Regions from separate parts of the Homo sapiens genome. Here regions 2 and 3 are each linked to region 1. Evidence: chromatin loops called from intact Hi-C (ENCODE). Cell type or tissue: PC-3. All regions are shown on one strand. Region 1 has its middle 5.6 kb from the start of LIPH. Region 2 has its middle 21 kb from the start of MAP3K13. Region 3 overlaps MAP3K13 (mitogen-activated protein kinase kinase kinase 13).

Region 1 (8,000 bases):
TTAATAGCCTGCCACTTGTTGCTGTCCTTACCCTAAGAGGAAGGAAGGAAGACTACAAGTGGCAGTAAGAGGCTAGAGAATGACAGGGTGGTAAAGTGTGTGTGTAAGCGCGGAGGCTGGAGGCAAGAGAGTAACAGGCTGGGAGAAAACCACTCCCCTTATCTTCTAGGCCACCTACGCCTGGAGCCAACCCTGTTAGGTAAGGTACTGAAAATGTTCTTTTTATTATTTTTACCACCCCCAAGCAGAGGGGCTTAGGGGAGGAGCACACATGCAGCACAGGGTCTGCTTTGAAGTTTCTTAGCCACAGTGTTTTTAAACATTTTATAAAAAAGCAAAACAAACATTCCTTACTGCTGTGTCTGTCTTCTGAAGATGACAGCAGCTGGCAGAGCTCCTCCACCTTAGCCTAGTTAGCATTTAATATATGGCTACAGGAGAGCGCCCCTTATTAGCGGGCTCCTCCCCCAGGGCTCTGTACTCTAGGCTGCTTCACACTCCTTTGCCCACCTTAGGCTAGTAAGGTTGGGGTGCACATGGACTGTTTTTTACCGCTTTCCCTAGGGGGCCAGGGAAGACAACAAATTGCTTGTCAACTGAGACATGCGAGGGGTGGCAGGGAAGGGCAGAAGTAGGAAAAGCAGCAGCAGGCCACTTCCTGGGCACAGTTACTAAGGCACGTGACCGTGGTGAGGCGGATCCTCAGGACCTGGCTGGAGCTGCCTGCTCTGTGCCTTTTGGCCTCCCCTCCGTCACCATAAACCCAGAAAGGGGTAACCTGCCCAGACTGCCAGTGACCAAATGGGCACTCCCTGGCATCTTAGCAACTCTCCTGCCCCAGGCCTCTGTAGGCAGCAAGAAAGCTACAGCTAGCTGGAATAAAACCCAGGAGGCAGCATGCAAACTCCCCTCGTACTCCAGAAAAACAGAAAAAAGACAAGGCCAGAAAGGCTGATGCTGGAAATAGGAAATGGGAACTTGCATATTAGGAGGACAATCATAATCAGCCACTTTCCTTCCCTCCTGGAGGCACCCCTCCAGCAGGGAAGTTGGTTGAGAGACGTGGTCACCCGATCATACCGATGTTCGCTGACCAGGGGGTCTTATCTAAGAACTGTCCCTTGGGCGGCCTCTAGTCTCCTTAAGGGGGATGGGAGGTGCTGTTGGCCGAACGAACGGGGCCAACAAACGCAGGTCCCTTGAAGGGTGGAGGAAAGGAGGGCAATGGGTTTTCTATAGGGGGAGGAAAAGGCTCCGGTCGCCTTATCCTTACTAGAAAAAATGTCCTCCTTAGGCCTCTCTACAGAAGGGAATGAAGTAGAGAGAGGAGCACTGCCCCGCCCCCGCTGTTCTGGTTCCTGTCTTTCCTCACTAGAAAAAATCTCTTCCTTATTCCCCATAGAAGGGAATGAAGTGGAGAGAGGAATCCCTCCCTTTAAATCTTCTGAATTATTTTCAGGTGGAGATAATGGGCCGTCTAACCGCGATCTGGCAGATAAAGAGGATACAACGCAGAGTGTACCAGCGCCCAGGTGGTCAAAATAGTAAAATTAGTAAAATGACCTTGCTCATATCCTCTTTTCAGGCAGCGACCTACCTGCTCCCATAGCTCTAAATCTAAGGTTCCTTGATCAGGAAACCAAGGACATTCCTGCCGAATTAAAAGCATGAGCTTGTGTAGAGCTCCAGGCTCTACAGTGCACTGGACAGCCTTAAATAGCTGTTGCACTGTTTTAAAAATACTTTCTGGGCCGGGCGCAGTGGTTCACACCTGTAATCCCAGCACTTTGGGAGGCGGAGGCGGGCGGATCACGAGGTCGGGAGGTCGAGATCACTCTGGCTAACGCGGTGAAACCCCGTCTCTACTAGGCTGGCAGGCGCCTGTAGTCCCAGCTACTCGGGAGGCTGAGGCAGGAGAATGGTGTGAACCCGGGAGGCGGAGCTTGCAGTGAGCGGAGATCGCGCCACTGCACTCCAGCCTGGGCGGCAGAGCGAGACTCCATATCAAAACAAACAAACAAACAAAAAAAACTTTCTGTTCTTTGGTCATTTCCTGACCCATGATAACTCAACACCTGATATTTTACGTGTGGGTCGTGTCCTCCTGATAGGAGTCAGGAATCTCTCCCTTTAAATCTTCTGAATTCTTTTCAGGTGGAGATTCACCGAAAATTGATGAGCTCTCCTCCTTCACACGTAACTTTAAGGCGATCATGTCGGGGACACCACTTGCAGAGCTTATAGTTTACAATGAATGCCACGAAATGGGTTCTCAGACAATTCCAGCTGAGCGGGGCGGGGGGCAGCTCTTATTTATTTTTTAACTATACTTTAAGTTTTGGGTTACATGTGCAGAACGTGCAGTTTTGTTACACAGGTATACACGTGCCCTGGTTTGCTGCACCCATCAACCCGTCACCTACATTAGGTATTTCTCCTAATGTTATCCCTCCCCTAGCCCCCCACTCCACCACAGGCCCCGATGTGTGAACAGACGCTTCTCAAAAGAAGACATTTATGCAGCCAACAGACACGAGAAAAGATCATCACTGGTCATTAGAGAAATGCAAATCAAAACCACGATGAGATACCATCTCACGCCAGTTAGAATGGGGGGTGGCTCTTCTTTTTTTTTTTTTTTTTTTGAGACGGAGTCGCTCTGTTGCCCAGGCTGGAGTGCAGTGGCATGATCTCGGCTCACTGCAACCTCTGCCTCCTGGGTTCAAGCAATTCTCTGCCTCAGCCTCCCGAGTAGCTGGGATTACAGGCACCTGCCACCACGCCCGGCTAATTTTTTTGTATTTTTAGTAGAGACGGGGTTTCATCATCTTGACCAGGCTGGTCTTGAATCGTGATCCACCCCTCTCCGTCTCCCAAAGTGCTAGGATTACAGGCGTGAGCCACCGCGCCCGGCATTGCGGGGTAGCTCTTCTAAGAGAGTCCGCCCCGGCATCCGTCCGCCAAGTATTTATTGAAAGGGCTTGTTAAACCACAAACATCCACTAGATGGCGTTTTTGAGGTCGGGTCGTGAGGCACCTGTGGCCTTGTAAAAGCACTCAAACTGCATTCTCAGGAGGCTGTTTTCAGCGTTCCTTATCACACCACACACTCCACTCCCTGTCCTGTTTTCAGGGTCGAGTTTCATTCTCATGCACAAATAACATACACACAGCGCCTCAGTATTTTTCCATGCCCCGACCTCAAATGCCTTGTACATAAGCTTGACTATGTTGCCTTGCGCCCCCCACAGTTGGCATCACAGGCATGAGCCACCATGCTGGCCTATATTAGCATTATTATTACCATTTTCATTGTTAATGTGTCTATCTTCTTGAGGGAAGGAGCATGTTCTATTTCTTCCTTATTTCTTGTACTGAGAGCTCCAGAAATGTTCCATAAATGAGGGAATGATGAAATGAAACAAATAAATGGAATTGGGGAAAGTTACCCTTATCTCTTTGCAGGATATGAATTGAAGAAACCCACTTATCTTTCCAAACTTGGACTGCAAGTGAGAAATGGCAGGGTCACTGATGTGGAAGGGAAGACCAAAGGGTGTTATAGTGAGTCATATACCAGCTTGGAGCCCTAGACCTGGGCGGGTGGGGACGTAGGTCACCTTTCTTGGCTGTTGAAACAAATGAGAGTTATAAAATCTCCACCCCTTAGTTCCATTACACTTCATACCTGTTTTTCCTGTCCATGCGTTTGGAAGCTTGCCTGTACCTTTTAAATATGTTCTCTGTAGCAAGTGACTTCTAGGTTTAATAAAGAAGAAGAAAAACCCATAGGTTTCTAGATTGGAAACTAGGAAAACTGTGGTATTCTTGAGTTGTAATCAGGAGGTCATAGAATTGAGAAAATAGTAATTAACTGATTGGAAATGAAGAAATGCTTTTTCTTAGAATACTTTTGAATAAATTATTTCAAATGATTATGAGTTGACTCATCTTTTAAAATTGTGGAAAAGTTCTTTTTTTTTTTTTTTGAGACTGAGTCTTGCTCTGTTGTGCAGACTGGAATGCAGTGGCGCAATCTCGGTTCACTGCAACCTCCACCTCCCGGGTTCAAGCGATTCTCCTGCCTCAGCCTCCCGAGTAGCTGGGATTACAGGCGCCTGCCACGATGCCCAGCTAATTTGTGTGTGTGTGTGTGTGTGTGTGTGTGTGTGTGTGTATATTTGAGACGGAGTTTCACTCTTGTTTCCCAGGCTGGAGTGCAATGGCACAACCTCAGCTCACCACAACCTCTGCCTCCCAACCTCTACCTCCTGGGTTCAAGCAATTCTCCTGTCTCAGCCTCCCAAGTAGCTGGGATTATAGGCATAAGCCACCACACCTGGTGAATTTTTTTGTATTTTTAGTAGAGACGGGATTTCATCATATTGGTGAGGCTGGTCTCGAACTCCTGACCTCAGGTGATCCACCCACCTCAGCCTCCCAAAGTGCTGGGATTACAGACATAAGCCACCACGCCCAGCCTGGAAAACTTTATTTTGAAATAATTTTTGGGTCGGGCCTGGTGGCATACACCTGTAATCCCAGGACTTTGGGAGGCCGAGGAGAGTGGATCACCTGAGTCCAGGAGTTTGAGACCAGCCTGGCCAACATGGCAAAACGCTGTCTCTACTAAAAAATACAAAAATTAGCTCTGCGTGGTGGCACATGCCTGTAATCCCAGCTACTCAGGAGGCTGAGGGGCAGGAGGATAGCTAGAAACTGGGAGGCGGAGGTTGTGGTGAACCGAGGTTGCACCACTACACTCTAGCCTGGGCTACAGAGCAAGACTGTCACAAAAAAAAAAAAAAGAAAACTAAAAGAAAATAAAAATAATTATTGGTTCTCAGAAAGTTACAAAAATAGGTGCAGTGGCTTGTGCCTATGGTCCCAGCTACTCAGGAGGCTGAGGTGGAGGATCAGTTGAGCCCAAGAGTTGGAGGTTGTGGTGGGTGACAGGGTGAGACCTTGTCTCAAAAAAATAAAAAATCAATATAAAAATAAGCAAAACAAAAAAATTGACCCTGGTTGACAATCCACAGATCTCATTTAGAGTTTCACATGTAAATGTGTGTAGTTCTGTGCTATTTTATCACCTGTCCACCACCACATAGCCACTACCACAATTAAGATACACAATTATTTCATCACTAAAAGATGATTTTTTTTTTTTTAAGATGGAGTCTTGCTCTTGTCACCCAGGCTGGAGTGCAATGGCACAATATCGGCTCACTGCAACCTCTACCTCCTGGGTTCAAGCAATTCTTCTGCCTCAGCCTTCCGAGTAGTTGGGATTACAGGCACCTGCCACCACACCCAGCTAACTTTTGTATTTTTAGTAGAGTCGGGGTTTCACCATGTTGGCCAGGCTCGTCTCCAACTCCTGACAAAGGTGATCCACCTGCCTCGGCCTTCCAAAGTGCTGGGATTACAGGCATGAGCCTGGCCAACTAAAAGATTCTTCTACAGTCAAACCCATTCTCCTCTCCTCCCTGCCTCTCCTCTCCCCATTCTCGGGAATGTTTTATGTTTTCTTATATTTGATATTTCTCACTATTGCAAAAAAATAAGGGACAGATTCTCCCATCGATTTTTGTGCTGTTCTGAAAGCCTAAAATAGAAAGGAGCACGTTAAGAAGTTAGAGACCTTCTGTGCCCACCAGCAGGAAAATCGTTAATAGTAACACAAAGAGGCCAGGCACGGTGGCTCATGCCTGTAATCCCAGCACTTTGAGAGGCTAAGGCGGGAGGACTGCTTGAGTCCAGGGGTTTGAGACCAGCCTGGGCAACACTGTGAGACACCATCTCTACAAAAACATTAAAAAATTAGCAGGGCATGGTGACATGTGCCTGTGACCCCAGCTCCTCAGGAGGCTGAGGTGGGAGAATCCCTTAAGCCCAGGAGGTCAAGACCAGTGAGCTGTGATGGAGTCACTGCACTCAAGTCTGGATGACAGAGTGAGACCCTGTTTCAAAAACAACAACAACAACAAAAAGTAACACAAAGAATCCTCCCAACAGAAATGATTCCCTTTCCTATAATTGGATAGTTTCCAGGAAAATGTACATTAGCTCTGTGTAGATAAGCACTTGGCATGGTACTTAAAACTCACAGGACCTAACAAATATTTATCAGGCAAGTACACTGATTGAACAGGGAGCAAGGAATTCCCTAACAGGTTCCTAAAAGAGATGTGAAACAAGTCTCCATTTGTTCCAGAGGGCAGTTGTTTTCAAATTAGTAAAGCTTACAGCAATAAAAGCAAATTTTTCTCTAAACTAAACAAAAGCTGAGCGAAAAATAGACAGGCTAACAGGCCATCTATTTGGTTTTTCTTTTTTTTTTGTTGTCAAGACAGAGTCTCACTCTGTCGCCCAGGCTGGAGTGCAGTGGCGCGATCTTGGCTCACTGCAACCTCCACCTCCCAGATTCAAGCGATTCTCCTGCCTCAGCCTTCCAAGTAGCTGGGATTATAGGCGTTTGCCACCACGCCTGGCTCACTTTTGTATTTTTAGTAAAGATGAGGTTTCACCATGTTGGCCAGGCTGGTGTCGAACTCCTGACCTCAGGTGATCCGCCCGCCTTGGCCTCCCAAAGTGTTGGAATTACAGGCCTGGGCCATCACACCCGACCTATTTGGTTTCACTTATTCACAGTTCCTTAATTTATTTCTCCAAGCAGGAGACAAAACCAAAACCAAAAACAGGCTGAAGTGGTGACTGAAGTCTCTCACCTGAAGACCCAAGACTTAGGGTGCCCCCAGTCCTAAAAGTCCTGTCTAAGTCTCTCTTCTCAACATTGTGCAGCCTGCCTTCTGCTGGATAGGAAAGGTACAGATGTGTGGCCAGCTAGATAATAACAACAGTTATCAAGCTGCCAGAGCGCTCACCTTAGCGCAGTGCTAAGGACTTTAGCTGTAATATCTCATTTAGTCCGTATAACAACCCTGTGAAATGTGTGATTTTATTATCTTCATTTTACAGCTAAGAAAACAGACTTTAAGTACCTAAATGTTGGGTCAGGCACGGTGACTCATGCCTGTAATCTCAACACTTTGGGAGGCTGAGGTGGGAATATCACTTGAATCCAGAAGTTCTGAGACCAGCCTGGGCAATGTAGCAAGTATCCCACCTCTACAATCACAAAATTAGCCGTGCGTGGTGGCATACACCTGTAGTTCTAGGGAAGCTGAGGCAGGGGGATCACTTGAGCCTAGGAGTTCGAGGTTACAGTGAGCTTGCACCACTGCACTCCAGCCTGGGTGGTAGAGTGAGACTTTGTCTGAAAAAAAAAAAAAAAGAAAAGAAAAGAAAGCGGCGGGCCGGGCGCGGTGGCTGACGCCTGTAATCCCAGCACTTTGGGAGGCCGAGGCGGGCGGATCACGAGGTCAGGAGATGAGACCATCCTGGCTAACACGGTGAAACCTCGTCTCTACTAAAAATACAAAAAAATCAGCCGGGCGTGGTGGCGGGCGCCTGTAGCCCCAGCTACTCGGGAGGCTGAGGCGGGAGAATGGCGTGAACCCGGGAGGTGGAGCCTGCAGTGAGCCGAGATCGCGCCACTGCATTCCAGCGTGTGCGACAGTGAGACTCCGTCTCACAAAAAAAAAAAAAAAAAAAAAAAAAAAAAAGAACTTAAATGTTTTGCCTAAGTCTACACAACTAAGCTAGTGGAAGACAAGGGATTTGAACTCAGGTTAGTATAATAAGTCAGCCCTAGGCAGTCTTGGTATTCATTAGGTCTGATGTGTGACACAGAAATCTGCACACAGTACTTTTAAAAGCCCCCAGGTGATTCTGACTTACTGACTTCTTGGGAAGCATTGCTAGAATCTACTTCCTGCAAAGGAATCTCCTGCTACTCAAATGGGGTGGGAACATGAAGAGAACTAATAGATAAACTTATATGAGCGGTACTATTACTTCACAAACCCATACTTCAGGTAGACAATGCTAAATGACTAATTGCTTTTGCCTGATGCTTTGGATGAAATGTTTTCTTA
Region 2 (8,000 bases), 220 kb after region 1:
ATTTCACCACAAATAAATAATAGGTATGTGAGGTAAAACAAAAACAAAACTTGTTACAATTTTTTCCCTTCTAATTTAAGCAAGATAGCCTGAAAATGATTCTGTAATACACTATGTCAGCAGTTCCCAACCTTTTTGGCACCAGGGACCGGTTTCATGAAGAGAATTTTTCCATGGATTTAGGGGGCGGGATGGGAGGGGGTGGTTTCAGGATGATTCAAGTGCATTACATTTATTGCGCACTTTATTTCTATTATTACATTGTAATATATAATGAAATAATTACACAACTCACAGTAATGTAGAATCAGTGGGAGCCCTGTGCTTTTTTTCCTGCAACTAGACAGTCCCATCTGGAGGTGATGGGAGACAATGACAGATCATCAGGCATTAGATTCTCATAAAGGGCACGCAATCAAGATCTGTCACATGTGCAGTTCACAATAGGTTTCCTGCTCCTATGAAAATCTAATGCCACCGCTGATCTGACAGGAGGGGGAACTCAGGGAATAATGCAAGTGATGGGGAGCAGCTGTAAATACCAGATGAAGCTTACTTACTGGCCTGCTGCTCATCTGCTGTGCAGTCCAGTTCCTAATAGGCCACAGACCAGCATCAGTCAGTGGCCAGGGGGTTGGGGACCCCTGCACTATGCTGTAATAGATAGTGTGTCTTTTCACTAGAGTGAGGGATGGTCATGGCTGAGATATACATTGAGGAGGTGGGAGGATTTGGAATGAAAAGCCTTAACCGGAAGAAGGTGTATGCGTTTACGTGTGTGTGTGTGTGTATGTGTGTGTGTATACTTTTTTGAGAGAAAACAGAAAAGTGCAGATGGCAATAAAAGATGATGAGATTAGTAGAAATGGGGCCGGGTGCAGTGGCTCATGCCTATAATCCCAGCATTTTGGGAGGCCAAGGCAGGCGATCACCTGAGGTCAGGAGTTCAAGACCAGCCTGGCCAACATAGTGAAACCCTGTCTTTACTAACAATACAAAAATTAGCTGGGCATGGTGGCGCATGCCTGTAATCCCAGCTACTTGGGAGGCTGAGGCAGGAGAATCATTTGAACCTGGGAGGCAGAGGTTGCAGTGCACTCCAGCCTGGGAGACAGAGCGAGACTCTGTCTCAAAAAAAAAAAATAAATTATGAGATTAGTAGAAATGAAGTTGCGAGATCCCATTTCCAATAACATTATAGAAGGCAGATCACCTGGTGAAAGGAAAAGGTGACAGATTTGGGATTCTATGGAGCAAGAGAGGTTTCAACAGCCACTGTGGGAAACAGTCGCTAGAAATGAAAGGCCACCAATCAGCCATGAGGGCCTAACTGAGGATGCAAAGCAATCAACGTGGTAGCTGAAAATACGATTAAGGCGGTACTCTGTGTTGGGCATAGTCAGAGGAGGAAGGACCAAAGGCTGATAAGGGGGGCGGAAGTGATTATTAAATGGCTAATGATATTTCCAAGTTGGATGGGGCATAAATGGAAAGGGGTCAAGTGCATATTCAGTTTGGTATCTACTGCCATGTATAGTGTATAGCAGAGCAGGGTAATATATGTTTAAGAAAAAAGAAGTGAGGAGAAACTGTGTAAGGAGAGGGGTAAGATAATTAACTGAGCACCTATTATGTAACAGATTCTTTTGTCACAGATCATCAAGTCTCTTCTTATTGGCTGGGTTTCTCCTTTGCCTATAAGCCCGTCCATGTCTCTCCTTTTCAAAATTTCCTTCTGACTTATCTATTCACTCCCCTTTTCTTTACCACCAAACTTCTTGAAAAAACACTATATACCAGGACTAGCAGATACTAGGCACATGTGCCTCTATGCCTCTTCCCAGACCCATAGCAGGTATAGACAGTAGATGGTGGCACTCTTTCCCACAGACATACTCCATCAACATATGCAAAATTGGGTAGCATCTAGCAAAGGGCCTTGTGTATGGGAAACATTCAATAGCAATTTTCTAAATGAATGAACACATGCATATCTTATAGCAAGGTAGATTTGTGATCCATCACATTTATTGGAACAAATAAGAAATGTTTTTCCACTGTATCTTTGATCTCCTGGAAATGGGTTCCCTTTAGGCTCCTAAAAATAGCACCTTTGGCTCCTTACAGGCAGGAAGCCCTTGCTTAGGTCAATCTAGTTAGCTGCATGCCAAGCTGTTTCTAACTACAGTACATTCCAGTTTGAAGGTATGTTTTGGGATCATGTATATCTTTTACCCTCCTGATTTTTATTATTCCATTTCTAGTCATTAAAAAATATCCAGCCAGGCGCAGTGGCTTACACCTGTAATCCCAGCACTTTGGGAGGCCAAGGCGGGCAGATCACAAGGTCAAGAGATCGAGACCATCCTGGCCAACACGGTGAAACCCCATCTCTACTAAAAATACCAAAACTAGCTGGGCATGGTGGCACGTGCCTGTAGTCCCAGCTATTCGGGAGGCTGAGGCAGGAGAATCACTTGATCCTGGGAGGTGGAGGTTGCAGTGACCCAAGATCACACCACTGCACTCCAGCCTGGCGACAGAGCGAGATGCCGTCTCAAATAAATAAATAAATAAACATACCCTGCTGAGAGTCGTCCGTTTGCAGCACAGAGGAGGAAAAAAATAAAAACAAGGCACTCCGTTGCCTTTTTAGGTACAGAAACCATCTTTGATAAGGCATTAATTCCACCCTGCAAGTAGGATTTGTGTAATCTCCAGGCCCATTATGGCAGACAAACTCTTAAGGTGCCCCTCATGATCCTTACCTTCTCGTGTTCACACCCTTGTGTGATTCCCCTCTTTGAGTGTAATACTTGCTTCCAATCAATATAATACAGAAAAGGTGCTGGGATGAACATGATTACGTGCACGTAATATGTGAATATGCTATATAAAACTGGAGCATTTGTCTGGAGTCTCTCCTTCCCTCGCTAGCTATAAGGAGGCTAGTGGCCATGTTGGGGAACCCCGCATGGCAAGGAAATGTGGGTGGCCTCTATGACCTAAGGGCAGACTTTAGCCAACAGGGAGAAAAAAACAAAATAAAAAAAACTGTAGTTCTCGGTACTACAACCACACCCTAAAACCACAAGGAAGTGAATGGTGTTAATAACTTATGTCTATGAGTTCCCCAGTTAAGCATCCAGAGAACGCAGCCCTGACTGAAGCTATGTGAGACCCTCAGAGAAGGACAAAGCTAGGCCATGCCCAGTAACTGAGGTGACAAATGTGTATTGTTTTGAGCCACTGAGTTTGTGATTATATTGTTACGCAGTAAGAGAAAATTAATACACCTACAGAACTTCACACTATTCCATCTAGAGACAACTTGCTTTACATTTACAGGAAACATTTACAAAAAGCACCTAATAAAGATTATAATGGCATACTCTAATACTCCTTTTTGTATAAATAATAGTGAGTAACATAACAAACATCTTGCCTGGTGACTCAAGCATGATTTATAGACCTAATATCAGTAGCAATAATCATATCTAGTACTGTATTAGATAGAGAATTATGAAAATATTCTTGCCTTCCAATGTCCTTTGTTTCCTAAAAGTCTTGTCTATGTCATCTTGGAGTTTCTTTATATAAAAGTCTCGTTTTCCAGTATGTTTCTAAAATAGCAAAAGCCTGTGGCATAGATAAGACAGACAGAGCAGCTTGCAGGTTGCATTGAAAACTGCAGAAGGGACAGATGAGTATACTACTTGTGCACTGCAGCATGCAGATTGCCCCAAAACGTAACAACTCAAAGCAACTAACATTTATTTTCTCATACAGTCTCTGAGGGGCAGGAATCTCGGAGCAGCATGGGTGAGTGGTTCTGGCTCAGGGTCTCTCATTAAGTTGCAGTCAAGCAGTTGACCAGGGATGTAGTCACCTGAAGGCTGGAGGAACTACTTCCAAAATTGTTCACTCACATGGCTGTTTGCAGGAGGCCTTGGTTACTTGTCACGTGGGCCTTTCTGCAGGGACATCTGAGTCTCCTCATGACAAGGCAGCTGGCTTCCCCTAGAGCAAGTTATTCACAGCAAGCAAAAAGCTGCAGTGCTTCTTATGACCTAGTTCAGGGCTTGGCAAACTTTTTCTTAAAGTGCTAGATAGTAAATATTTTAGATTTGTATGCCTTATAGTCTGTATCACAGCTACTCATCTCAGTTGTTGTCATGTAAAAACAGCCACATAGAATACACAAATAAATAGGCATGGCGTGTTCCAATAAAACTTTATTTATAAAATAGGCAGTCAGCCTGTGGACTATAGTTTGCCAATCTCTGACCTGGTCTCCAAGGCTGGAAACTTGAAGCCTCTTGCTCCTTCTTTATTCTATTCATTAGAAGCTAGTCATTAGGTCCAGCCCACACCCAAGGGGAGAGGAATTAGGCTATACCTCTTAAAGGGAGGAATAAAAAAGAAAATTTAGACATGCCTTAAAATCACTACCACAGGCTTAACACAGAAAGCAGAATGTGGGTTAAACGTTGCATTAGTTTCCCGGGCATATTTCAACAAATTATCACAAACTGGTGGCTTAAAACAACAGAAATTTTTTCTTTTACAGTTCTAGAGGCTAGAACTCCAAAATCAAGGTGTTGGCAGGCCCATGCTCCTGCTGAAGGCTTTGGGAAAAAACCGTTCCTTGCCTCTTCATAGCTTCTGATGGCTCCTGGAAATCTTTGATGCTCCTTGGCTTATAGCTTCTTCACTCCAGTCTCAACCTCTGTCTTTACATGGTCCTCTTCTCTATATATTTCTCTGTGTGTCCTCTCCTCTTCTTATAAGGATACCAGTTGTTGGATTTAGAGTCCACCCTAACTACTATGACCTCATATGTAACTAATTACATCTATAAAGAGCCTGTTTCCAAATACGGTCACATTTTGAAGTTCTGGTGGACGTGAATTTTGGGGGGACACTATTTGGTGTTGTGGTGTGTTGAATAGTATGCCCCCAAAATTCACATTTACCCAGAATCTCAGAATGTAACTTTATTTGGAAATAAAGTATTACATTAGTTAAGTTAATATGAAGTCAGACTGGATAGGATGGTGTAATAGTCCTTTCTCACACTGCTATGAAGAAATAGCAGAGAATGGATCATTTATAAAGGAAAGATGTTTAACTGACTCACAGTTCCGCATTGCTGGGGAGGCCTCAGGAAACTTACAATCATGGTGGAAGGCAAAAGAGAAGCAAGCACCTTCTTCACAGCATGGCAGAACAGAGTGAGTGCCAGCAGGGGAAATGCCAGACCCTTATAAAACCATCAGATCTTGTGAGACTTACTCACTATCACAAGAACGGCATAGAGCAAACTACCCCCGTGATCTAATTACCTCCACCTGGTCCCGCCCTTGACACGTGAGGATTATGGGGATTACAATTCAAGATGAAATTTTGGGTGGGGACACAGCCAACCATATCAGATGGGCTCTAAATCCAGTGACTGGTGTCCTTATAAAAAGAAAAGGGACACTTAAGCCCTGAAATATCTTAGGGAAGTTTCTCATCATCCTCAGGATAAAGTACACATTCCTTAACTTGGTACCTAAAGCCATTCCTGATGCGTCTTTAGCAACTTCTCTGTCCTCATTTCCTGCCACTTCCTTAATATTCACTCTAGTCAAATGCAACTGCTCCTTCTCCCAACCTATTAGGCTGCATGGCCTCACTGCTTCTTCTCCCTACAGTGCCCTGTCGCCTCTTTTCCTTGGATACAGGGAAGTACCCCATAGTTTACATCAGGTTTTATTTGCAATAAGAATGTCACCTAATGTGAACTGCATACTTTATTCCACACCTTTTGTATCATTAAAAAATCTTTGATTATATATTCTTTACATACATTAAACTCATAATCTCGTGCTCAGTATAATGCTGACAATGCTATACATTCATGTAACCACCACCCAAAACAAGACCTAAAACATTTTTATAACCTCTAGAAAGTTCCCTGGTGCATCTTTCCAGTCAATAAGACACCTCCCCTCCACCCCTTACCAAATATATTTTGACAAAAAAAAAAAGGAAAAGAAATAATTAAAGGTCACAAAACAATAATAACTTTTCCCATTGGTTATTAAAACTGCTTTGCATAGTTTCAGCTTGCATGATCATTTTTAGAGTCCCATATAACTAAGTGAGGGCTGTCTGTATGTTTTAATGTTTCCTTTTATTTTCTTTTCACCATTTTAGCTGTATCTGTGTGTGAATAGTTGCTGTAAAGCAGAGGTAGACAAACTATAGCCCACGGGCCAAATCCAGCTGGCTGCTTATTTTTACAAATAACACTTCATTAGAACACAGCCTCTCTCCTTCATTTATTTATTGTCTATAGCTGCATTTGTGCTACAATGGCAGAATTAGGTAGTTGCTACAGAGACTACATGGCTCACAAAACCTGAAGATATTTATATGTGGCCCTTTATAGAAAAAAATTTCCCAGCCCCTGCTCTAAAGCAATGTTTTGTAAAGTTTAGCATGCATCACAGTCACAGAAAAACAAATCATGGTACCATACCCCCAGAGTTTCTGATTCAGTTAGGCCTGGGGTGGAGCCCAAAAATTTCATCTCTAACAAGATCCCAGGTAATATTGATGCTGCTGGTCTGCAGAACACACTTCGAGAACACACTGTTCTAGAGATAGCATTTTATTTCATTTCATTTCATTTCATTATTTTAGTTTAGTTTAGTAGTTTTTTGAGACAGAGTCTCGCTCTGTCACCCAGGCTGGAGTGCAGTGGCACGATCTCATCTCACTGCAACCTCCGCCTCCCTGGTTCAAGCAATTCTCCTGCCTCAACCTCCTCAGTACCTGGGATTACAGGCACCCACCACCACACCTGGCTATTTTTGTATTTTTAATAGAGACGGGGTTTCTCCATGTTGGCCAGACTGGTCTCAAACTCTTGACCTCAGGTGACCCACCCGCCTCAGCTTCCCAAAGTATTGGGATTATAGGTGTCAGCCACCACGCCCAGCCTAGAGATAGCATTTTATAATTTTAACTTATTACACTTATTATACCTCATATACCACACTATTTTGTTTCCACCTTTTGTGCTCTTGTTATTATGTCTTTTACTTCCTTATACACTCTTAACTCTATTATACATTGTTATTATTTTTGCTTTAAACAGGCCAGAATCTCATTCTTTGTAAATTAACACAAGTAAAATTGACTTTTTATGGTGTATAGTTCTAAGAGTTTTAACTTATATGTGGATTCATGTAACTGCCATCACAATTATTCCCTCTGTTAAAGGATGTAGCAGGAAAGGGGAGCATGAACAAATGGGGAAGTTGACCACAGAGATGGAAAGTATAAAAAAGAATCAAGAAGAAATGCTAGAAATAAAAAATATCAAAATTGAAGAATTAATTTGATAGGCATAGGGGTAATGTTATATAATGAAGGCAACTTCTGTACTAAGTTGTAAGGTTTTCATAATATTTTCCTTATTCAGTGAACCAGCACTATTAACATCCACTTATATGTTAGTAATTTCCAACTTGCTACTTATGGCTTCTAAGTCATTTCTTGTATAATTTCTTAAGTACATTGTTTGAACACTTGATTCTTGAGCCTTTTGACTGGGAAAAGTTCTAGCAAAATTATTTTCTTTTTTACAGTTTCTTAAAACACCCATATGAGCCACTTGTTTTTCATGTCTTTTTTTTTTTTTTTTTTTTGAGAGAGTCTCACTCTGTCACCCAGGCTGGAATGCAATGGCACGATCTTGGTTCACTGCAACCTCTGCCTCCTGGGTTCAAGAGATTCTCCTGCCTCAGCCTCCCGTGTAGCTGGGATTATAGGAGCACGCCACCATACCCAGCTAATTTTTTGTATTTTTAGTAGAGACGGGGTTTCACCATGTTGGCCAGGCTGGTCTCGAACTCCTGGGCTCAAGTTTTCTGCCCGCCTTGGCATCCCAAAGTGCTGGGATTACAGGTGTGAGCCGCTGCGACTGGCCATTGCTTTTCATGTTT
Region 3 (8,000 bases), 98 kb after region 1:
TCTGGAATTGCATGGCACCTAGGACACTGGCTGAATGATTAAATAGCATTGTTTCAAGAATCTTTGTTGCAGAGACCTAATAAAAGAGGATAATGGAGTTGGGAAGAAAGGATAGGAAAGAGATACAAAGGAAGGCTAACTTTTGGGGCAACTTTTAAAGAGCATAACAATAAAAAGCAGAGGTGAAAGGTGTGTGGAAAGTGAAATGGTGGTTATGATAAGGGTGCCTGTTAACATCTGAAGACCTGGGGATGAAGGGAGGTGGGGAAGGAGGGATGAGCTGACCTGAGCTCTTCTCTGCGCCTTCGAATCAGTTCTTCATCTAACCGGTGTATACAAGTTCCTTCACTTTTGATCTTCTCAAAATGTTTTTTCACTTCTTCTCTCCATTCAGCCTGGGTAAGGACAAATTAGATTTTGATAAATTCCAGGAGTTTCAATCCCTGATATATCCATAAAGTCACGTACAAGATTTTTTTTCCCTGCATGCTTCTACTGAAGAGCCTTTTTCAGAATAGATGTTCAATAAATATGATTTGATTAATAGCAAAATATCTCCTGCTACTATATCTCCACGCCCCAGCCCACTTCTATATTTCTACTCCAATATATGATGCTGTGTTTTTCCGAGTTTTCCTCCAGCACTGGCTATGAGGAACATCACAGCCGGCATGCTGGCCATCACTTTTGGAATAAAAGAGTTCACTTTAAGGCAAGATGGTGGCTGAGATCGCCTGGCCAGAAAAAAACAGCTCTGATAACCACATGGAAACGTATGTGTGCATGTGAGATTACGAACATCTTTTTGGGCCCAGAATTCCTCCTAGGCTTTGTTTGGGAAAGTATCTTGAGAAAATACCTAGAGTAGAAGACCCTACAGGCATGAACAGCAGGAAATTAGAATAGAAATATAAGAAGCTATACGGGAATTTGGAGTTGAGGGAAATAACAGAAAGGAGAGAAGGAGGAGGAGGAAAGAGAGAGTATGGCCAAGCAATCTAGTAGTTTGACAAAATTTTTAGAGCAGGGATGGATGTCTAATACATGGTTGAAGTTGTTCAAAATGTAAACTTCTTTAAATTTTCTAAACTTTCAGTGAGGTCTCTGACATTCACCTAGGCTTTGAATGACTGCTTTAAAAAAAATTTGTTTATTTATTTATTATTATTTTTGAGACGGAGTCTCGCTCTGTCACCCAGGCTGGAGTGCAGTGGCGTGATATCGGCTCACTGCAGCCTCTGTCTCCCGGGTTCAAGTGATCCTCCTGCCTCAGCCTCCTGAGTAGCTGGGATTACAGGAACGTGCCACCACACCCGGCTAATTTTTGTATTTTTAGTAGAGGCGGGATTTCACCTTGTTGTCCAGGCTGGTCTTGAACTCCTGACCTCAAATGATCCACCCAGTTTGGCCTCCCAAAGTGCTGGGATTACAGGCATGAGCCACCGCACCCGGCCCTGTTTTGTTTTTTAAAGAAAGGTGCTGAATTGAATGTTTGGTCAATATAGGACAAAGATAAAGGCACAACCACAAGGCAGCAGGGGTGGGGACCAAGAATTTTAGGAAGGCAGAGGCAGAGCAGCCATGAAATTATCACTCTCCCAGAAATGTACAGAAGTATTAGAAAGGACATTGAGCTTTCCACAGGGCATGAAATTTCAAGCTAATTTTACCTAAATTTTAGGGGGTAGAAAAAAACCACTACTGGAATATGGCCTACAGGCAATAGGCCACAGAGAGAAACAAACAGTGAAAATAAGTTTCCTCATATTATGTATAGACTATCTTCCATCTCCAGAAGCCAGTGAGACATAATTTCCAGTGAAGGCTAGATTTGTAACTAAATGTATCTATATAATCTTCTCCTGAAATTATTCTACTACCTTTAGATTCATGTTAAAAAGTATCTCTCCAGATCGTCAGGTAGCTCCATTTTGAATTTGGTGGGAGTCTCCCTATTGTTTTCCATGTTAGCTGCACCATTTTGCATTCTCACCAACAGTGTATAAGGGTTCCAGTTTCTCTACATCCTTGCCTATATATATTTTTAAAATTAAAAAAAATAATAGCAATCCCTAATTGCTATTGTGGGTGTGGTGGCTCATGCCTGGAATTCCAGCACTTTGGGAGGCTGAGGTGAGAGGATTGCTTGAGCCCAGGAGTTCAAGACCAGCCTGGCCAACATGGTGAAACCCTGTCTCTACTAAAAATACAAAAATTAGCTGGGTGTGGTGGCCTGCCCCTGCAATGCCAGCTATTCGGCAGGCTGAGGCAGGAGAACCGCTTGAACCCGGGAGGCAGAGCTTGCAGCGAGCCAAGATCATGCCATTGCACTCCAGCCTGGGCAACAAGAGCGAAACTCCATCTCAGAAAAAAAATTAAAAAAATAAAATAAAATAAAAGACAGTAGCTCTCATTAAGTGTACAACAATAATAGAAAGAGTATCTTTCTGGATCAAGTAAGTAGTTATTCTTAAGTAATTGTGGATTTATAGAAGGTTTTCCCCAAATTAGCTGTTTCTCATCTATTTTTATAGAGGAAATTATATTTTAATCATGCAAAAAATGATCATTCTATAATATGCTAGATTTTCCCACATATAGGTTGAACACTGGAGAGAAGTTTCTGTTGGTTGGTTGACTTTCAGGCAGCAAATCTATCCAACAATGCCATTAGAAAGCCAAGATCCAGAATACAGTACTGCAGTCTATGGCCATACCACCCTGAACGTGCCCAATCTCATCAGAATACACTACTGCATTGTTTGATAGGGGCCTTTGACAGCATCTAAGCTGTAAACGAAAGTTTGGTTGAGCCCCTGCTAATGCTATTCTCTCAATCATCAGATCAAAGTCATGGAGCAGGAGGAGTATTTGAGCCTTAGGAGGCGAAAGAATGACAAGTGAAAGTAGTTAGACCAAAAAAGAATAAGAGGGTCAGATTTGTGTCTTGAAGTATCCTCTTTTGTGCAAAACTGTCACTGTATCCTACTAAAATACTCCAAGAAGGGACGAGAAAAGGAGTACCTCCCTCTGGTGGTGAGGAATTTTATATCACAGATGAGATTTGTTTTAATTCTAGAGGAAATAAATCTCCTGACATCTAGCTTATAATTACGGGAAACTCAAGGAGAACTTTCTGAAGATTGAAATCTGTAAGAAAGTAGATTTCCAGAAAAGAAGTTCCCTCCTGTGAACAGAAAAAAGGACGTATGGGAAAACACCAGGTACTGATGAATAATGTGTTTCCCCCGAAGGTATCCTATTCCTGGCACTTGTTGATTTCGAGTTCCATTTTATATACTTAGAATCTCATGGAAAAGGAGTTCCAATTTGAGCTTAATCTGCAATTCAGCCATGTCTGGGCACATATGAAGAAAGGGAGGATGGGCAAGCCCACAGCCAATTTGCACAGCTATCGAGGAAGCTCTGAGAGAGAAGGCTAAGGGTGGGAGGAGTCCTGCATGAGCCTGACCTGTGACAAAGCCACCTTCCTAGGAGTGGAGGGGCATTTCCCATCGTTTCACTACAAGGCCTGAGATACCCTGGAACAGAACCAGCGTTGCTCTCCTGCTGTCCACAGTATTGATAAGAGGCTAATCAGTTAATAGGGTTGCTCCAAAAAATAAAAAAATAAAATAAAAAGTAAAGACAGAGCTTAGTTAAGATAGAAGAGACATTACATTTGTGGGTGGAAGATATGAAAAGAAACGTGTTCTGATGGACAGCAGTCAGGCTCCGTACTATTCAAGGTTTAGGCATCCACTGGGGGTCATGGAATGTACCACGGATAAGTGGGGAATACTGTATAGATGTCAAAATAAAGTCAAATTAATAGATAAACGGATAAACAAAATGTGGTATATATACCATGGAATATTATTTAGCCATAAAAAGTAATGAAGTTGTGACACGTGCTACAAAATACGTGAACCTTGAAAACACACCACGTGAAACAAGCCAGGCACAAACGAACAAATATTGTACTATTCTACTTAAATGAAATAACCTGGAATAGGCAAATTCATAGAGACAGAAAGTAGAATAGAGATTACCGGGGGTGGTGGGGAGGAGGGAATGGGGAGTTACTGCTGAATGAGGTGATGAAAATTTTTGGAAACAGATAGTGGTGACAATTTCACAACATTGTGAATGTAATTAATGCCACTGAGTCATGCATTCAAAAATGGTTAAAATCGGCCGGGTGGAGTGGCTCATGTCTATAATCCCAGCACTTTGGGAGGCTGAGGCGGGTGGATCACCTGAAGTCAGGAGTTCGAGACCAGCTTGGCCAACATGGTGAAACCCCATCTTTACTAAAAATACAAAAAATTAGCCAGCATGATGGCAGGTGCCTGTAGTCCCAGCTACGTGGGAGGCTGAGGCAGGAGAGAATAGCTTGAACCTGGGAGGTGGAGGTTGCAGTGGGCTGAGATCACACCACTGCACTCCAGCCGGGGTGACAAGAGCGAAACTCTGTCTCAAAAAAAAATTTTTTTTAATGGTTAAAATGGCAAATTTTATACTATCTTTATTTTACCACACTTTTTAAAAAGTAAATAACAACAACAAAAAAGAAATTGAGCCAGTTCCAGCCTAGCTTAAGGAGTAGAGAAGCAAGATTTGGGGGGCTTATTAGAGGGAAATCAGATGGGATCAGAAAAGCCATAGTGGGGTCCAGTCCAACCCTTTCTGGGCACACGACTCCTCTCCTGATGTGAGTGTCCAGCCTCTGCATACGTATCTGCTCCCTCACAAGATTACTTTTAAGGCAGCAGAGTCTAACCTCACAGTTGGGGTGTCTCCGCAACTCCCAGTCCCTGCATTTCTGGGCGGTCACAATGGCACTCAAGAGAACACTAGAATGATGCAAAGGCAGCAGGGTGAGAGAGCTTCAAAGCCAGGCACACGATCCACCTGGCAACTGGGATCTGGAATTGGGTGACAGTGTTTTCTAAAGACTCATGTCAAATGTAATTGAATACCAGGAACAGTAATTGCCTATTTGGAGAAATGGGTGATTGTCTAGCAATGAAGCTATAGCTTTGGCAGAATCTAACATTGTATTGAAATCGGTTGCTTTGTTCATCTGCTCCATATAGGCTACATCTTTATACATGTGCTGTTGACGAAAAACAAATGCCGCGTTTTCTCAGGAAGGAGTCAGCTGGACTCTTGGCAGCACCTCTTGACCGAAGTTTTGGTGGAAAGTGGAGACCAGGTGCTAACAACTATTGATTGATAACTGACGTTGAGAGGATCTTAGCAGGCAGGAGGAGGCAAGGCCTCAGGTACAAGAGGACTATAGAAAGAGAATGTGCCTGCCAAAAAGCCAGGTCTTCCCTACTGGGGCAGGATAAAGTCAAACACAATAGGAGTTCCCTGGCTGCCATCTTATTCATCTCAGGAGTTCATCAGAAAAAGAATCCAGAATCTAACAACCCAAAGGAGGCTTAATTTTTGTACTTAGTACAAAGCTACAAAAATTAAGGTGAATAATGGCACCTTTGTTTTTGTTTTATGCTATCGTACGCAACTCAAGAATAATGACATAATGACATCTTTTTTTTTTTTTTTTTTGAGATGGGGTCTCGCTCTATTGCCCAGGCTGGAGTGCAGTGGCTCGATCTTGGCTCACTGCAACCTCTGCCTCCTGGGTTCAAGCGATTCTTGTGTCTCAGCCTCCCAAGTAGCTGGCATTACAGGTGATTACACCACACCCAGCTAAGTTTTGTATTTTCAGTAGACACTTGGTTTTGCCATGTTGCCCAGACTGGTCTTGAACTCCTGACCTCAAATGATCCACCCATCTCGGTCTCCCAAAGTGCTGGGATTACAGGCATGAGCCACTGTGGCCAGCCAAGAATAATGACATCTTACAATCAACTGTTCTTGATGGTCTACAATGCATTTGCAGTTTTATCTTTTCATTTGCTCCTCACAGAAACTCCCTAAGGAAGGGAAGATAGGATTATCTTCATTGTTTTGGTGAATAAGCTGAGGTTTAGTGTAACTGAGTGACTTAGCCAAGACCACACAGTATGAAGTGACAGGATGGAGTTTAGACTAAAGGTCTCTTACTATTTGTAGTACCTCACTAGCCAGTTCATATTAGCTAGAGGTAGTCTCACTTTCAGATCCAGAGACAAATTGACTTATAAATACCGAGAAAATTCTAGGAGGTAGCAAAATAGCAGATTTGGAGCTATTTAAGGAGAAGAGAAATTTTATGTTGGGAAAAATGTGGAAGAAGAAGAAGTGAATATGAAAAAATGCTGCTATGGTCTGAATGTTTGTGTTCCCTCCAAATTCATATGCTGAAATCTTAACTGCAAAGGGACAGTATTAGGAGGTGGGGCTTTGGGGAAGTAATTAGGTCATGAGGGCAGAGCCCTCATGAATGAGAAAAGTGCCCTTATCAAATAGGCCCAAGGGAGCTTGTTCACCCTTCCACCTCGTGAGGACACAGTGAGAAGGCATCACCTATAAACCAGAACTCAGGCCCTCACCAGACACCAACTCTGCTGGTGCCTTGGACTTCTCAGTCTCCAGAACCGTGAGACTAACTTCTGCTGTTTCTAAGCCACCCAGTGTGTGACATTTTGTTGTAGCAGCCTGAGCTAAGATAGATGCTTAATGTACTCAGTTTTCTTCTCCCCTCTTCTCTCCTATTCTGACCTCCTCTCCTGTTCTCTCCTCTCCTTTTCTTTCCTATTCTTTTCCCAAGACAACCTTTTCTGAGTTCAGTTTTAATGCTCCATGCTATGGGTGTCTTGATAATCTGGGAGCGGTTCAGGTGAGGAACCCGACTGTGGCAACTTAGCTGCCCTGCACAGGGCTCTGCAAGTGGTAGGTTCTCAAAATGTGTGACTGGCTTCAGAAGTGACGTTTTAGGAGGACTTAAGTAACATCTGTTCAGAACTGGAAGTTTTTCCAAATATGTAAACTTATATTGACCGTCTTAATGGCTTGTGACTTAATACCATCATCAGAAATTGCTTTTCAAAATTATGCTACGTACAGTTTTATTGTAAAGGAAGCAAAGTTGGCTGTGCACGGTGGCTCACACCTGTAACCGCAGCACGTTGGGAGGCCAAGGTGGGTGGATCACCTGAGGTGAAGAGTTCGAGACCAGCCTGGCCAACGTGGTGAAACCTGTCTCTACTAAAAATACAAAAATTAACCGAGTGTGGTGGCACACGCCTGTAGTCCCAGCTACTCGGGAAGCTGAGACAGGAGAATTGCTTGAACTCGGGAGGTGGAGGCTGCAGTGAGCAGAGATTGCGACACTGCACTCCAGCCTGGGTAAGACAGAGCAAGACTCCGTCTCAAAAAAAAAAAAAAAAAAAAAGGAGAAGCAAAGCTGTGATTGCAACCATATCTTAAAGTTCGAAAGATTTCCTAGCGAGTACTATATTCTCTTTCATTTCACAAAAGGGTTAAGTGTTTTTTCTGATTACTAACAGAAGATAAAGATTTCTCATCCAGTGCCCCGATACCTACATGTATCTGAACAGATGGGCGATAGTGCTAAGGGAATTGATCTGAATGTGTATCAAAGAATGCAGGAAATGCCATGAAGTCAACCTCCTACCTCATCTTATTTCCTCTGAAAGCAAACACTTTACTTACATAATAATTTCTTAGAAATAGTAACAAACAATAGGGGCAAGCCTGACTATTTAAAGACACAGTTGTGGGGAGATCTAAGTTTATGGATCAGAGAGGGTGTGTTAGAACTTTGGTAACAGGACAGGAGTCTCTGATTTATCATTTCTTAGGAACTCCAATCAAAACAACAAAAACCTATGCCTTTACTAAGATATTCCTCAATATCTGTGTGACAGGCAGAGTGTCTCTCTGTGTATCAGACACCACAGAAGTACTCCAAGCCTCCAGCAGGGGCAGGTAGAAAAACATATATCTCATATATATATATATCTCATATATATCTCATATATATCATATATATATCTCATACATATCATATATATACATCATAT

The links. Hi-C counts contacts between places; a loop is a spot of excess contacts. Peaks named below come from ENCODE experiments on the same cell type or tissue, not always from the same donor. Only the 100,000 strongest peaks of a DNase experiment are listed, where the experiment ranks them.
Region 2: it touches region 1 in a loop (4-fold over the local background); 33 of 110 quality-filtered maps call a loop at or near these places.
Region 3: a loop joins it to region 1, with 6 times the contacts of the local background. A loop is called at or near these places in 8 of 110 quality-filtered maps.

The regions. Positions count from the first base shown.
Region 1 is chr3:185,554,210-185,562,209 of GRCh38, reverse strand. No RefSeq gene overlaps it. Among named protein-coding and RNA genes, the nearest start is that of LIPH, 5.6 kb to the right of the region's middle. RefSeq lists an enhancer at 6,706-7,381. In PC-3, CTCF peaks have their summits at 2,915 and 3,118; DNase peaks (open chromatin) are centred at 2,969 and 3,649; H3K4me3 peaks cover 1,848 bases; H3K27ac peaks cover 1,776 bases.
Region 2 is chr3:185,338,031-185,346,030 of GRCh38, reverse strand. It overlaps a transcript of MAP3K13 not described here. Among named protein-coding and RNA genes, the nearest start is that of MAP3K13, 21 kb to the left of the region's middle. In PC-3, no CTCF peak of the experiment used is centred here; a DNase peak (open chromatin) is centred at 3,970; H3K4me3 peaks cover 1,299 bases; H3K27ac peaks cover 3,055 bases.
Region 3 is chr3:185,455,945-185,463,944 of GRCh38, reverse strand. MAP3K13 (mitogen-activated protein kinase kinase kinase 13) reads right to left here. Exons shown (of 14, transcript NM_004721.5): 8 at 286-395. LOC124906312 (a long non-coding RNA gene) reads left to right here. Exons shown (of 3, transcript XR_007096202.1): 2 at 3,080-3,224; 3 at 5,100-7,342. Among named protein-coding and RNA genes, the nearest start is that of TMEM41A, 39 kb to the left of the region's middle. In PC-3, a CTCF peak has its summit at 3,015 (motif pointing left); no DNase peak of the experiment used is centred here.